2 separate regions of the Mus musculus genome follow, and region 2 is linked to region 1. The links are chromatin contacts, found by POLR2A ChIA-PET in ENCODE. All regions are on one chromosome and are shown on one strand. The core of a region is the stretch at or near the end of the contact, and the rest is flanking DNA. Distances in the headings are between cores, read along the strand shown. Region 1 holds the start of Fbxo7 (F-box protein 7). Region 2 holds the start of Syn3 (synapsin III).

What was found. ChIA-PET counts read pairs that join two places held with the same protein, here RNA polymerase II (POLR2A).
Region 2: POLR2A ChIA-PET joins it to region 1 with 21 read pairs in Patski. The contact joins the promoter of Syn3 here to the promoter of Fbxo7 in region 1. POLR2A ChIA-PET finds 5 or more read pairs at or near these places in 2 of 5 experiments (Patski and embryonic stem cell).

The regions. Positions count from the first base shown.
Region 1 is chr10:86,019,533-86,025,801 of GRCm38, forward strand. Fbxo7 (F-box protein 7) reads left to right here and starts at 2,397. Exons shown (of 9, transcript NM_153195.2): 1 at 2,397-2,612; 2 at 4,884-5,178. The coding sequence starts at 2,491.
Region 2 is chr10:86,495,637-86,501,905 of GRCm38, forward strand. Syn3 (synapsin III) reads right to left here and starts at 3,260. Exons shown (of 14, transcript NM_013722.3): 1 at 3,154-3,260.

The DNA of each region.
Region 1 (6,269 bases), core at 1,147-3,646:
TAATAAGCTCCTAAAAAGGAGTCAGATTCTGATTTTCAGTTTCTTTTGCAGTGAGGACTCAGGTATGGGGCCCAAACTTCCTTAGTCAGATTGCACCCCATATAGACCCTTGATTGGGAAGTAAGGTGAGAAAACAGAATCTTTTGGAAGCTTGTCATTTTGTTGGTGCAGGACAGAGCAAAACCCACAAGGAATCTGAGGGTAGCAGAGACAGGGTCAGTCACTCCCCAGTCCTCCCTAGCAGTGGTGACAGCAATTTCCCGCAGACCCAACTTTGATATATTCCTAATCAGGACACGTCTTCAGTGTGGTTATAAGTTTTCTCCAGTCCTTCCTAGAATCTGCTGGGCCATATATCATCCCTTTAATTCACCCCTTCCTGGGTAGTTGCCCAGAGTCAATTTCCACTGTTTAGAACTAAAGACCGTGATATTGGAGACCCCCTCACAACTTTCCAGTGGCTTCTCATGTATTCTAGAATGTGTCTCAAACTTTTTGCCCAGCTCAAGAATATCCTCTTTCATAAAGATTGGTTTTCTATTACAACCAGTCTCAAACCAATCTGATTTATTTATCAGTATTCATGCTTTTGGTTTGATATTCTTATACTAAAATGTTGGCTTGTAGCAAAAAAAAAAAGATGGAAATAAATATGTAACTTCTGAGGCTATGTTGTAAAAGACTTCACAGTTTCTGTCTTGGTAATGCTTGGGTCGCTTACTCTCAGGGAATCCAATTATCATGTTATGTGGACATTCAAGTAGATTTCTGGAAAAAAAAAATCTGTGAAAAACTGGGGCCAATCGTTTGATGATATGTGTAGTCAAGTCTTCAGGCAGCTCTGGCAAGAGACCCTGAGACAGAATTACCTAACCACCCTGTACCCAAGTTCCCAATCTACAGAATTTGTGGGTCGACAAATGTTTATTGATGTGGGTTAGTAAGCTTTGGAGGACAATTGATATGCAGCAAAAGATTTTACTAAGACACTGTGTAACAACTAAAAGCTGCTTTAAATTTTGTGGTAACATGAAGGGGCTAAAGGAGTTGGCTTCAGCTTCAAGTTCCTAAGGGCAGCGCCAAGGAAGAAAGGAAGTAAATGCTGTTAATCCCACAGGAAAAAAAAAAATCAGTCCCACAGATTCGAGGAGAAAGACCATCAACCCCAAACCATCATGGCCAAATTAATTAATCAAGCTTTTCTTGGTATGTATACATGGGCTGGACATAGGTAAGGTAAGATTGTAATAGTTCAGGAGTAGGGGGTTTCCAGATGAGGATTTGGCAGGCAAATAGGCATGTATTACCGAAGCAGAACATAAGCATACCAAGTTGGTCATAACAGCCTCTTGAAACAAAGACATGGTTGCAAGGTGGTTACAACAGGGTCACCATAATAACCTTTTAAAATAAAGGCATGGGGCAGTACAGAGCCATTTGTAGCTAAGGTTACAGGTGGGACATAGCCCAATCCTTGAGAAACCTAGTTTGTCTTTACTATAAGATGGCTTTTACGCCTGAGATGGAGGCAGTCTGGTTTATCAAGATTTATCGTGAGAAGTGAAGAGCTATACTGTTGTGGCCTTCAAATCCATTGGGAGAAACCAAAGACTTAGGCTCAATTCAAATTTATATTAAAATGAGTTTATGCTTACTGCTAGCAGAAGGAAGGCAGCTTTAGAGCCCAAACAGCATTCCATAGGGAAGGGGGACTAAGGATAAGATGGGGTTTTAAATTGGACATCAGAAAGGTGTATATTACAACTTACCACGAAATACAAGCTGGGCAGGAAAACTGTTTTACTTTCCTCAGTTGTTTCTCACCTTCCCGCTATATAGTAATTAAAAGATCATTTCATCCCTTTCCCATAGCGATAGTGAGTTTTAAAGAAGCAAAGGCAGCAGTTACTATCCTCACAGCCATTATCCTATTCTTATCTCACCTGCAGGTCTCTAGTACCTCCCAGGCATCCAACAGCCCTTAAGGGATCCCTGGCTCCACATTAACTTTCTTTAGTCATCACAGGGGACCTGTGTACATTATTTCTCAGGCAGGTCTGAGCACTCTAATGACAGGGATAGAGCAGTTCATTTCTGGGCACGGAAACCAGTGACATCAGGTTAGGGCCGTCTGTCATGTCTCCACACTGTTGGCAGCATTCCTTCCAGAGCTAAAGATCCTGCTTGCTGGGAGGGAAGGAACAAACTCGCTCACCCCAGCAGAAGCAGAAGCAGAAGCGTAGAGACTCAAGTGCGCCCAAGCAAACCCAGCGCCTGCGCCGTGCGCGCCTCGCCTCCAGGTGGCGATGTCGCGCGCCGAGCCAGCGATAGGGAAGCGCAGGCGCTCGGCCCTCCGCTCGAGCGGAAGGCTCTAGGGGGCGTAGTCGACCGAGCGGCGAGCGCTGGGGATTCCTCGGGAGCGCAGGCCCGGAGCTCCTTGCTTTCGGTTTCTTCCCGGGGCCGACCGAAGCTTGCGGTCCGACTCTCGCCATGAAGCTGCGCGTGCGGCTTCAGAAGCGGACCCAGCCGCTCGAGGTGCCGGAGTCGGAGCCAACGCTCGGGCAGCTGCGCGCGCACCTCAGCCAGGTCCTGCTGCCCACGTTGGGGTTCAGGTGAGCCGCGTCGCTGTCGTGGGGCTCGGGGGATGGCGCGCTTCGAGCGGTCACGTGAGGCCCGGGCCTCCCGGGTGTAGCTGCACTGGGCGCCTGTGACTGTGACGCTCGGCAGCTGGGTGCTGGCCGGGGTCCGGCTCCGAGAGACCATGGCCCAGCCTCCCCCGGGTGCCGCTGTCCTCCCCGGTGAGTAGTCACTTCCGGGGTTTCGGTCGCTGCGGCCCCGAGGGCGGGAAGGGAACTCGGGAAGCTTGGCTTGCGTTAAATCTCCCGGTGTTAACTTGAGTTTACCTCTGCGGTTGGGATAGTTCAGTGGTTAAATCGGAAAAGCATCGTGCTCAAGGTGACAAAAGTCTTGACACCTTAGGTCACTGTAATTTGTGCCACTGCCCAAGGCTACAGTAACTTTAAAAACAGCTGAGCGTGCAAGTGGCAGACTGCACCTAACTGTAACTTTCTCACTTTCTCACTGTAAGGGTTCAGGAAGTACGCCTGTCAGCGGGCATTCTCTGGGTGAGAATGTTGCTTTTTTTTCACGAATAGAGGCATGACCCTAGAGAGCTTACAGTTTCATGGCAAGTTGAAAAAGGATTAGGTTCTATTACTAATTTATGGGGTTCTATTACTAATTTTTGCAGATGAAGCGTCTGTGTTTCTGCAGAAGATAGTTTCAGGACATAGAGAGATAACTGTATGGACGACCCACTTCAAGTGCTGAGCTAGAAATTTGAACTAGTGAAGAAAAAAAAAATTAAAAAGATGGGCTCTGGGGCTTCTAAAGGGAAAAATTTTCAAAGAAAAACGTTTCCCATTAATTGGCATTTTAAATAAGCCTTTTCACTTTATTTGTAGGGAGTTAAGCAAAGTGAGACCCTGAATAGATTTTTTCACCCTTCCTCCCTGCTCCCATCCCCCCATTAAGTGAGCCTGAGCTACACCTTTATTCTAGCGCTCTGGAGGAAGAGGCAGGGTTCAAGGTCAGCCTGGTCTACATAGCAAGTTCCAGACCAGCCAGTGTTACATTGTGAGACCCTGTCTAATAAGATAATAATGTTAGCCAAACCATTAAAAAAAGAGCATTTTTTCATATTAAAAGAAAATATGTTGCTGTATTATATATAATATATATTTCCATATAATGGTGACCTACCCACATGTTACTTATTGGTGTAAAACCAAGTGTTTTCAATGTTGATAACAGTTATCTCTCCTCACACTTTGAGAATTCAATTTTTAAGGTATTTACAAGTAGTCTTACTTCTCAGTTAAGCAGGGCAGTTTTGAAAGGGTTGGAAACCCAAGAGCTCTGTTTCTCTTGCATGCTGTTTTCACAGTTGCAGTTGGTTAGGTGGATGGAATTTAAGCCTCAGCTTGTGAAAGTAAACTCATTTCTCTGAAATTTTGTTCATTTAGGGAACAGAAGAGAAGCTTTAAAATGTGTTCATGTGACACATTTGTTATTCTTAAAGAGTATTTTCTAGTAAGCAGATCAAAGATTGCATATATGTATATATGCAAGCTTCTGGAATTGTATTATTTTTGGTAAAATCACCTGACCCCCCAAAATGACAGAAAATAGGGCCTTGGAAAACACTTCAGAAAAGTGGGAGGGAAAACTGGCATTTCTGTTAAACAGACCGCTCCTTATCCCATCTACAGAACGAATTGTTTGCTTGGGGAGTCCCCTTTCTGCCAAGGTTGACATGGTGTGTCCCTGGGCCCCTGGCAGGTTTTCAGCTTGTTGTTGACCAGAACATTTTGCAAGCATCAGAGCATCTTATTTCCTGAGGAGTAGGAATAGTTTTAACTCCAGTAATGTCTCTTTAATGGATGTGTCTTAAGAAAAATGAATGGGGTTGGGGGTTGGCGGGTTGGCTGAGGCGTTTGATGCACCAGCCTGACACTGGAGTTTGAAGCCCCAGCACGATGGAAAGCTGGAAGCAAAGCTGTGGGTTAAACTGGTTGATGTGTTAAGTTTAAGAAGCTCCTCATGGTCAGAGATGATGAGTACTGCAAAGTCTGTGCTTTAGAATTGGTGAAGTGTAGGTTACTGATTCGCCTCCCTGCCTACTAAAGCTCCAGTTACAAGTCTATGACCCAGGCTTTTGATGAGAACAAGTAATTTTGTCTCCTGCTTTTTCTTTCTTTCTTTCTTTTTAAAATATTATATAGAGCTTTTGGGAACATAGCATGTACTTTAATGTATTCCAAATGTATTATTTGGAATATTGGTAGGTAGCTCTTACTATGCTCATCCATCTTTCTTGGCAGTTCTGATACCCGATTTGCAATTACATTGAACAACAAGGATGCCCTCACTGGAGATGAAGAGACCTTGGCTTCATATGGGATTGTTTCTGGGGACTTGATATGTTTGGTTCTTGAAGATGACATGCCGGCACCTAACTTACCTTCATCTACAGATACAGAGCATTCCTCACTCCAGGATAATGACCAACCTTCTTTGGCTGCCACCCCAAGTCAGACTAACATCCCAGATGAACAAGGGACTGATTCATCCCAAGGACAGGCCACCCCATTTGATGCCTGGACTGATGACAGTATGGTGGGTATTGTAGATGAAGAGATGGGATAGAGTAATTGATAAGGTATATTGATTCTTCAGAGGAATTCTACACCAGTCAGCATGACTAGCATCAGTAAACTGTAGACTGTGCCCTTTGTGAACATTTTTGGTTTGATTTGGATTGGTTTGTCAAGACAGGATTTCTCTGTAGTACTGGCTATTCTCTGCTGCTCACTCTGTAGACCAGGCTGGCCTAAAACTCAGAGATTGGCCTGCCTCTGCCTCCCAAGTACTGGGATTTAAGGTGTGCCCACCACTGCCCTGCTTGAACATTTTTTTTTTTAAACTGCTGAATGTCTGCACTAATATGCTAGCACTCTAACTTGCATGGCCCCCCCACAGGAGCTCTTCTGCTCCTCAGAGGACCACTGGTCTCCTGTGCCTAGTGACTTCTTATACCACAGGCTGCCAGTCTGTTCTTTACTCTACTTTTCAGGCTGTCTGCTTCCTGCATCTTCATTGTGGCATTCTCTTGCTCTGTACTACCTCTGTCTCTTTTGACGCTAATTTTTCTATTCTGTGTTATTTCACAGAGGAGAAAAATCCCTTATTGTCCCACCCTACCTCTCCAGGTTTACTTTCTGTTCTTTTCCTGTCTCTAGTTAGTACAGATTCCCGATCCTTCCCATTTTTCCATTTTCATACTCACACAAGTGCACAACCTGCTGACCTTGTGACCAGTGAAGATGTGGCCTGGGGCCCTTGCTGACTCTCTTTTTCCTGTTTGTACTTCTGTCTGTATTCCAGAGTCCTTGCTAATTGTAGTTCAGCAATTTAAACATTTAATGGTGATCTTTGTTACTTTGTAAGTTCCTTATTATCATCATTATTATTAAGATTTATTTATTAATGTGTATAGTCAAAATAGAGCATCACACCCCATTATTAATGGTTGTGAGCTACCATGTAGTTGCTGGGAGTTGAACTCAGGACTTTTATAAGAACAGCCAGTGCCTTTCCAGTGAGCCAACTCTCCAGCCCCTAATTATTTGTTTTATATTTTTTGTGAAATGATTCTTTATTTGTTTTAGTTTTTTTAAGAGAGGGTTTCTCTGTATAACAAAACAATT
Region 2 (6,269 bases), core at 2,010-4,509, 480 kb after region 1:
ATCCATACGTGCAATGAAGAAGGATGCACTTAACAGTGCTGGACTGCAGGGATGAAGCAGCTTTGCATTGCCTGGAGACTGTGGTGTAGTGAGGAAGAGCAATAAAGGGAAGTGAATAAAACTAAAAAGTGCTGTAAAGGGAGAAGGAAAGGGAAGGAAGGTGTTCACTTCCAACAGGGTAGTCTTTCCAAGGAGGCTGCATTGAACTAGAGTCACTCAGGGGAGATCAAAACAAAAAACAAAAAACAAAAACCCTTTCTCTCCTATATGCCATACAAAGCAACGGCCCATCCTTCAATATTTTCTTTTAAAGTCCACAGTGCTCACCACACCACTCTCCCTCCCTTAGCAGACAGACCTGTATCTCCCTGTGTGGCACAGCCTCCCAAACAGATTGATTGGATTACCAAGTGGTTGGATTAATGAGTGACTCATCAATAAGAGCATCTTTTAAAGTGTAACAAGTGACATGCCATGATGGGTGCTGTCACTCTCACTTTCCTAGGGACTCCATTGGGCTTGAAAACACTGAGATGGCTACCAACTGAGAATAAAAGTGTTTTCTTTATTAAAAATGGAGAATAACACCGCATGTTGTGGGGCAACTGGGAGAGGGCACACATACCTAACAAGCACTCGGTAGGAGTCTCTAGTCACTGGGGTTATTAGTAAAGATGTCTCACAGTAATAAGTCGCCGAGCTCAGCATGTACTTTCAGAGGCAGTAAAGAAATTCAAAAGCCAGGGAAACATTCTAAGTGACCAGTCCAAACCATCCTCATTTTTTTTCCCAATGTCATACAGTGACACAGAGAATCAATGGCGTAGAAAAACATCCACGTCCTCCCCACAAGACCAAGATGCGTGTTACCTCCTAATGTCCAGCAGCCAGGAGTTCTGACTGCTTATAGCTCATATATGTGTCTCTGTTTAGAAACTGTTTGGCTGACGGGACACCTTAAGTTGAACCCCTCGGTGGGCACACCATACTTACTGGCTGGTTAGTGTGGCTTTCGAAAGCCTCAGAGGGTAGCCTGAATCTGCTTTTCCCCTCCGTCATGGACCAGTGTCTACCTGTGCCTGGCCCCACTACCCCCACTGTGTATTCACTTGAACGGTAGAGCAACTACTGGTACCCAGACATGCACCAGTTCTGTGTCCATTCCAGCTGCCGTGCTAAAATATCACAAAGCAACTTGGGTAAGAAAGGGTTTATTTTAATTCACAAGTTCAGGCTACAGACCGTATTTTGGGGGTATGTCAAGCTGGCAGGAACTTGTGGGAGCGGATCATAGCTACAAGCAAGGCAGAGAAAGAATAAACACTTGCCTACTGTCCAGCGTCCTTCCTCCATACCTACACCATCCAGGACTCACTATCAGAGAGGAGCATGGCTCACCATGAGCTAGGACTTCCCATGAATCAACTGACAAATAAAGGCATTATCTGACAGATGTACGTACAGGGCAGTCTCATCTAGACATCAATCCCTCATCGAGATGTTATTCCTTGGGCATTCTAGGTTAAGGCAAATTAACAATTTAAAAGTGACTAGCTTAGCATCTCTGACCTTTTAAACAAGGAACCTTGCTTATGACAACTAGGTAAAATAATCTCCTCACACACACACACACACACACACACACACACACACACACAGAGAGAGAGAGAGAGAGAGAGAGAGAGAGAGAGAGAGAGAGAGACCCACAAGGTCAAAAATGTCTTTAAGGCAAATAGATGAAGTGGCTTTCTGGTCTCACTTCCTAGGAGCCTTTTTTATTGCCGCTATACCAGTCTCTATATGGCAACCCAAACAGCAGCCCCTTGGCCCTGGAAGATAGAAAGGTAAGCCCAGGTAAGGCAGAAGTTCTCACACAGGGACCAGGCATCAGAAAGTGAGCACAGATGCTCTATCCAACTCCCCAAGGGCTATCCCCGATGACAAGATAGAGGCCACAGCTTCCAATACAATGACAGGAGCAAGCATCACATGACAGCATCTCCCTGCCTGAATTCATGCCCAGAAGCTAGGGTTACAGAGCCCCTGTCAGATAGTCAGCCTTAAGGGGCCAGAGTATTTGCAGCCACGTTGCCTGAAAACCAGCTTTTCACAACTTACTAGCTTGAAGATGCCAGCTCCAGTCACTGTCCACAGAGCTAGCAGAGTGGCTGTGGGATCAGCTGGAATTCTTTCCCAGCCTCCCGTGTCCTAGGATAAACTTGTCAGGCTGCATGCATCTCTAGATTGTGTACATTTTTGGCTAGCCCCTTCTACCTTGCAGTTTAGGTCCCATCTGCAAGTCCTGGTTCTACTGTGCAATCTGCTGTTTGATTAGCTGAGATTCTGAGTTCTTCACTTCTTTCGTCTGCACATGGGAAAATCTACCTGAAATTCTTCCTGTCCCTGATGCCTCTGATTCCACAGCTCTCAGGCTGGCAAACTCTCCAGTCTCTGTGTGTCTTCCAGGCTGCATCACGACCCACCCACCTCTTGCTGTCTGCACTACACCACACTGCAATCCCTCCTATCCTATCATCCCTGGTAGGCCCCAGCAACTCCTGAGATTCCTTTAAGGCCGCTAGAGCTGAGAGCATAGTGTCTGGCTTACAGCCAAGTAAGTCATGAATAAATAACCAGGGCGCTCCAGCAGTGTTAGTCTTAGCCTGGCCAGGAAAACCCTCCAAGGTTTTTTCCTTCGTCTCAGGATAGCTGGAAATAGAAGACTGCGCAACAGATCTGAGCCCCAGACCCAAGGCAACAGGTCCTGAGGGACCTGCCTAGAGCAGGTGCTGGGATCCAGTGCAGAGCACCAGTATCTGTTGTGGTCTCAGCTTCCCAGAGGAAGCTCTTTTCCGGGACAGGTCTGGATGTTGGGTTGAATACCTCAGTAGTCATAGCTTTGAGGGCCCCAGGGTTCCGGTACTCTACAGGGACCAGTGCTAGGGACCGGCAGCAGCAGCCTGGGACCGGAGGGTGGCACTCCGGGCTCACGGAGCACCTGCACCCCACCAACATGCAGCATCAACATTCGGCTAACAAAAGAGAGAGCTTATGGGGAAGTAGCACTGCCCGAGGACGCACCAACAGCTCGGATTCGGGGTGAGTGCTCCCTAAGGCCAGAAAACCCACCTACTCCACTTTGCCTTGGCTTACCGACAGTGCCAGCTACGGTGGCCCGTGTGTACCTCGGACTGGCGCCGCCAATTACAGGATCTGCGGGAGCGCTGCAGCTTGCGCGCTCTGCCTCTGCCCTGCACAGTACGTGAGCGCCTCCTCTGGGCAGACTGGTCTCCCTACGCCGGAGAGCCCATTGGCTGGGCCAACAGGGGCCCTGCATCCAGGCCCGCCCCTCAAGCCCCTCCTTTCTCAGTCTCTAGGCTTTCCCTCGCCAGCCAGGTAGGGAAAGTTGCTAGAGCAAGCAAGCTTTGCTGTTGCTGGCCTCAAGTGGCCAAGTGGACGATCTTTCTTCATCCCAGGAGGATTGAGATGCCCCTCAGGGAGTGTGAATAATGCAGTTCAGTATCCTAGGAAGCCAGCTTGGAGAAAGTCACCTGACTTCCCTGGGCCTTAGTAGGAGCTTCTGAGAGACCAGTGAGTCAGCTGTCAGCAAATGTCATAGGAGTACAAGCACAAGGAGCTAAGCTCTTACCCTGGCTGGGGATGGCATGAGGAGGAGTTGGTTACATACAAGTGCACAAACAAAAGATAATGTCAGCTTGCTGTAAACTGATAGAGATGTGTAATGAGAACACAAAAGGGATGTCGGGACTATGCCAGGCCTCTCCATAGAGGAGATTTGTGAGATGAGAATTAAGACTACAAGGTTAAAAGAAATTACAGATTGGAAAATAAGGCAATTGAAAAGCTTAACCAGCACAGAATGGGAGGATATTTGGCAGGTCCCTGTCTCATGTGTCACTTCTATGCCTCAAGGTCCCTCAGAAATTCAAAGCAGGTCTCCTTTAAGGCTCTCTGTCCTCCAGTATTTGGTTTGATTTTAGAGACAGGGTTTCTCTATGTAGTTCTGGCTGGCCTGGAACTCACTATGTAGACCAGGCTGGCCTCAAACTCATAGAGGTCCACCTGCCTCTGTCTCTTGAGTGCTGAGTTAAAAGACACGTGACACCACATCCATTTCTAGCTGCAATATAAAGACCTATAAATGTAGTTATTTAAAAAAAAAACACCACTGGTGTTAAAGGTGCACAGAAAAAGTACTTGGAAAAATGGAAGGGGAATTCTTGCCAGGACAAGAATTCTAAAGAACCTTCCGTTTCTAAGGAAGGAAGGAGTTGGACAAAGGTTTAGAAGAGAAGCCAGGCAAATTACTGCACGAGTACTTATGTTTGATTGCACTATATATAAGAAAAGGTGCAGATTCAATGCAGGGTCAGTGTTTGCTGAGCAGTGCTCAGTATACATCACCAAGGGTTTTTCCATTAATGGTATTCTTCCATCATGCCCTGGAGGTCAGTGCCACTTAGCATTTTTATTTCTGTGCATGAACCTTGAATAATGAAAGAGGCCTACAAACAGTAATCAGCCCCCGGAGAAGCAATCCCTTTGCCCCTACTGTTCTCACCTGAAAGGTTTAAATTCGGAGAAACAGCAGATGATTTCATAAATCTCTGGGTTTGGCCCTGTAGGTTGTACAAGGACTTGTGAGGTAGAAGATGCCAAGTCATTGCTTCTCAACCATCAGCAGCAGCAAGCTGAGCACCAGCTAAAGGATTGCTTTCTAGAAAATGTCATTTATTTTTTACTTCCATATATTTTAAAAATGAGTTACTTATTTTTAATTATGTGTATGTAGGCTTGTGAACATGAGTACAGGTTCCTGTAGAGATGCAGAGATCAGAGAAAGGGACCTGCCTGGAGCAGGGGTTACACCTGGGTGCTTAGAACTGAACTCAGGCCTCCTGCAAGGGCAGTGCATACTCTTAACCACTGAACCATATCTCCACTCCCTGTATCTCTCCATCTTTTTGATGGTTAATTTTCACTGCGTGAAAGCCTGACTATTCCCCGGGACAGAATCTTCCACAGTTTGTCCCATCTGCCATTCACCTCCAATCCTTAGGACAGAATGCTCACTCAACCAATAGTAACAAAAGAAGAAGATAGATTGTACAGGAGGCTGCTCAGGGTGACAATGACAGCGGCAGCATTCTAAAGAGACTGGACCATGCAGTCCTGAATCACAGTGGCCAGACCCAGTGCTCCCATGATCTCTGCCTGTTCCTCAAGTTTCATCCTTCTGGCCACCCTGTACCTCACCCTACCATTTTTCCTTGTGAATCTTCATCTCTGCATTCATCCACTTTCTTTCATTAGTCACCCGATCATTTCTGTTGTTTTGTACCAAGACCTTGATGGATGCAGGAAAGAAAGAGTGCCTCAAACAATAGCAAATGAACAGTTTAGAACAGGGTTCTGTGTAAAGGCAAATGTCTACATGGTAACAGGTGTACACATTCCTTCATCACTTCATAAAAAAAAAATCACACCCTGAAAGATGGTGATAGTAGTAGCATTTGAAGATGATATTTATATTTGAAAAGAACCTAAATATACTGTTCTTAGTGCAACTAAAAAGGGTGAGCTAGCTCTTTTCATAACAAACTGTTCTAGATACAGGCTCTCTACTGTAAGGTTTACAGCTTGCAATTATTTCACATTTCATATGCATAGCTTGTAGTTGACAGAGCTGTGGCTGGAGCCTGGCTTCTAACTCACGACAGCTCGGGATTTACTGGGTTATAGCTTGGCTCTGCTTGTCAGCAAGGGTAAAATTGTTCCGTTGTCATTGTCTACACATGGCAAGATTTTTAAGACGATTGCAAGTTTCTATTTTTCAGTAATTCTTTAAAAGATCTACATGATTCAAGAGGAATTATGGGATGGGGAAATGGATCAGTGAGTGGAGCGCTTGCTGTACCGGCATGAGGAGGTGGGTATCTGTATCCTCAGAACTCATGTAAAAATTCAGGTTCAGTAGCACATCTGAAATCCCAGGGTTTCAAAGAAAACATTGAGCGGTAGAGACAGGAAAAGCTCCAGAAACTAGCCCATGTGCAGCAGCACAAACCAAAGAGACCTTTCTCAAACAAGGTAGAAGGAGAAGATGGACCAGCACCCGAGGTGATCCTCTGAACCCCGCATGTAGTCCATAACATGCACACGGTAGTGTGTGCCCACACAGTCATATGCAATCAAAAAGTCAAATTGCTAAGCTTGGAAAACAATGAGGTTGGGAAGAAACATGGTCA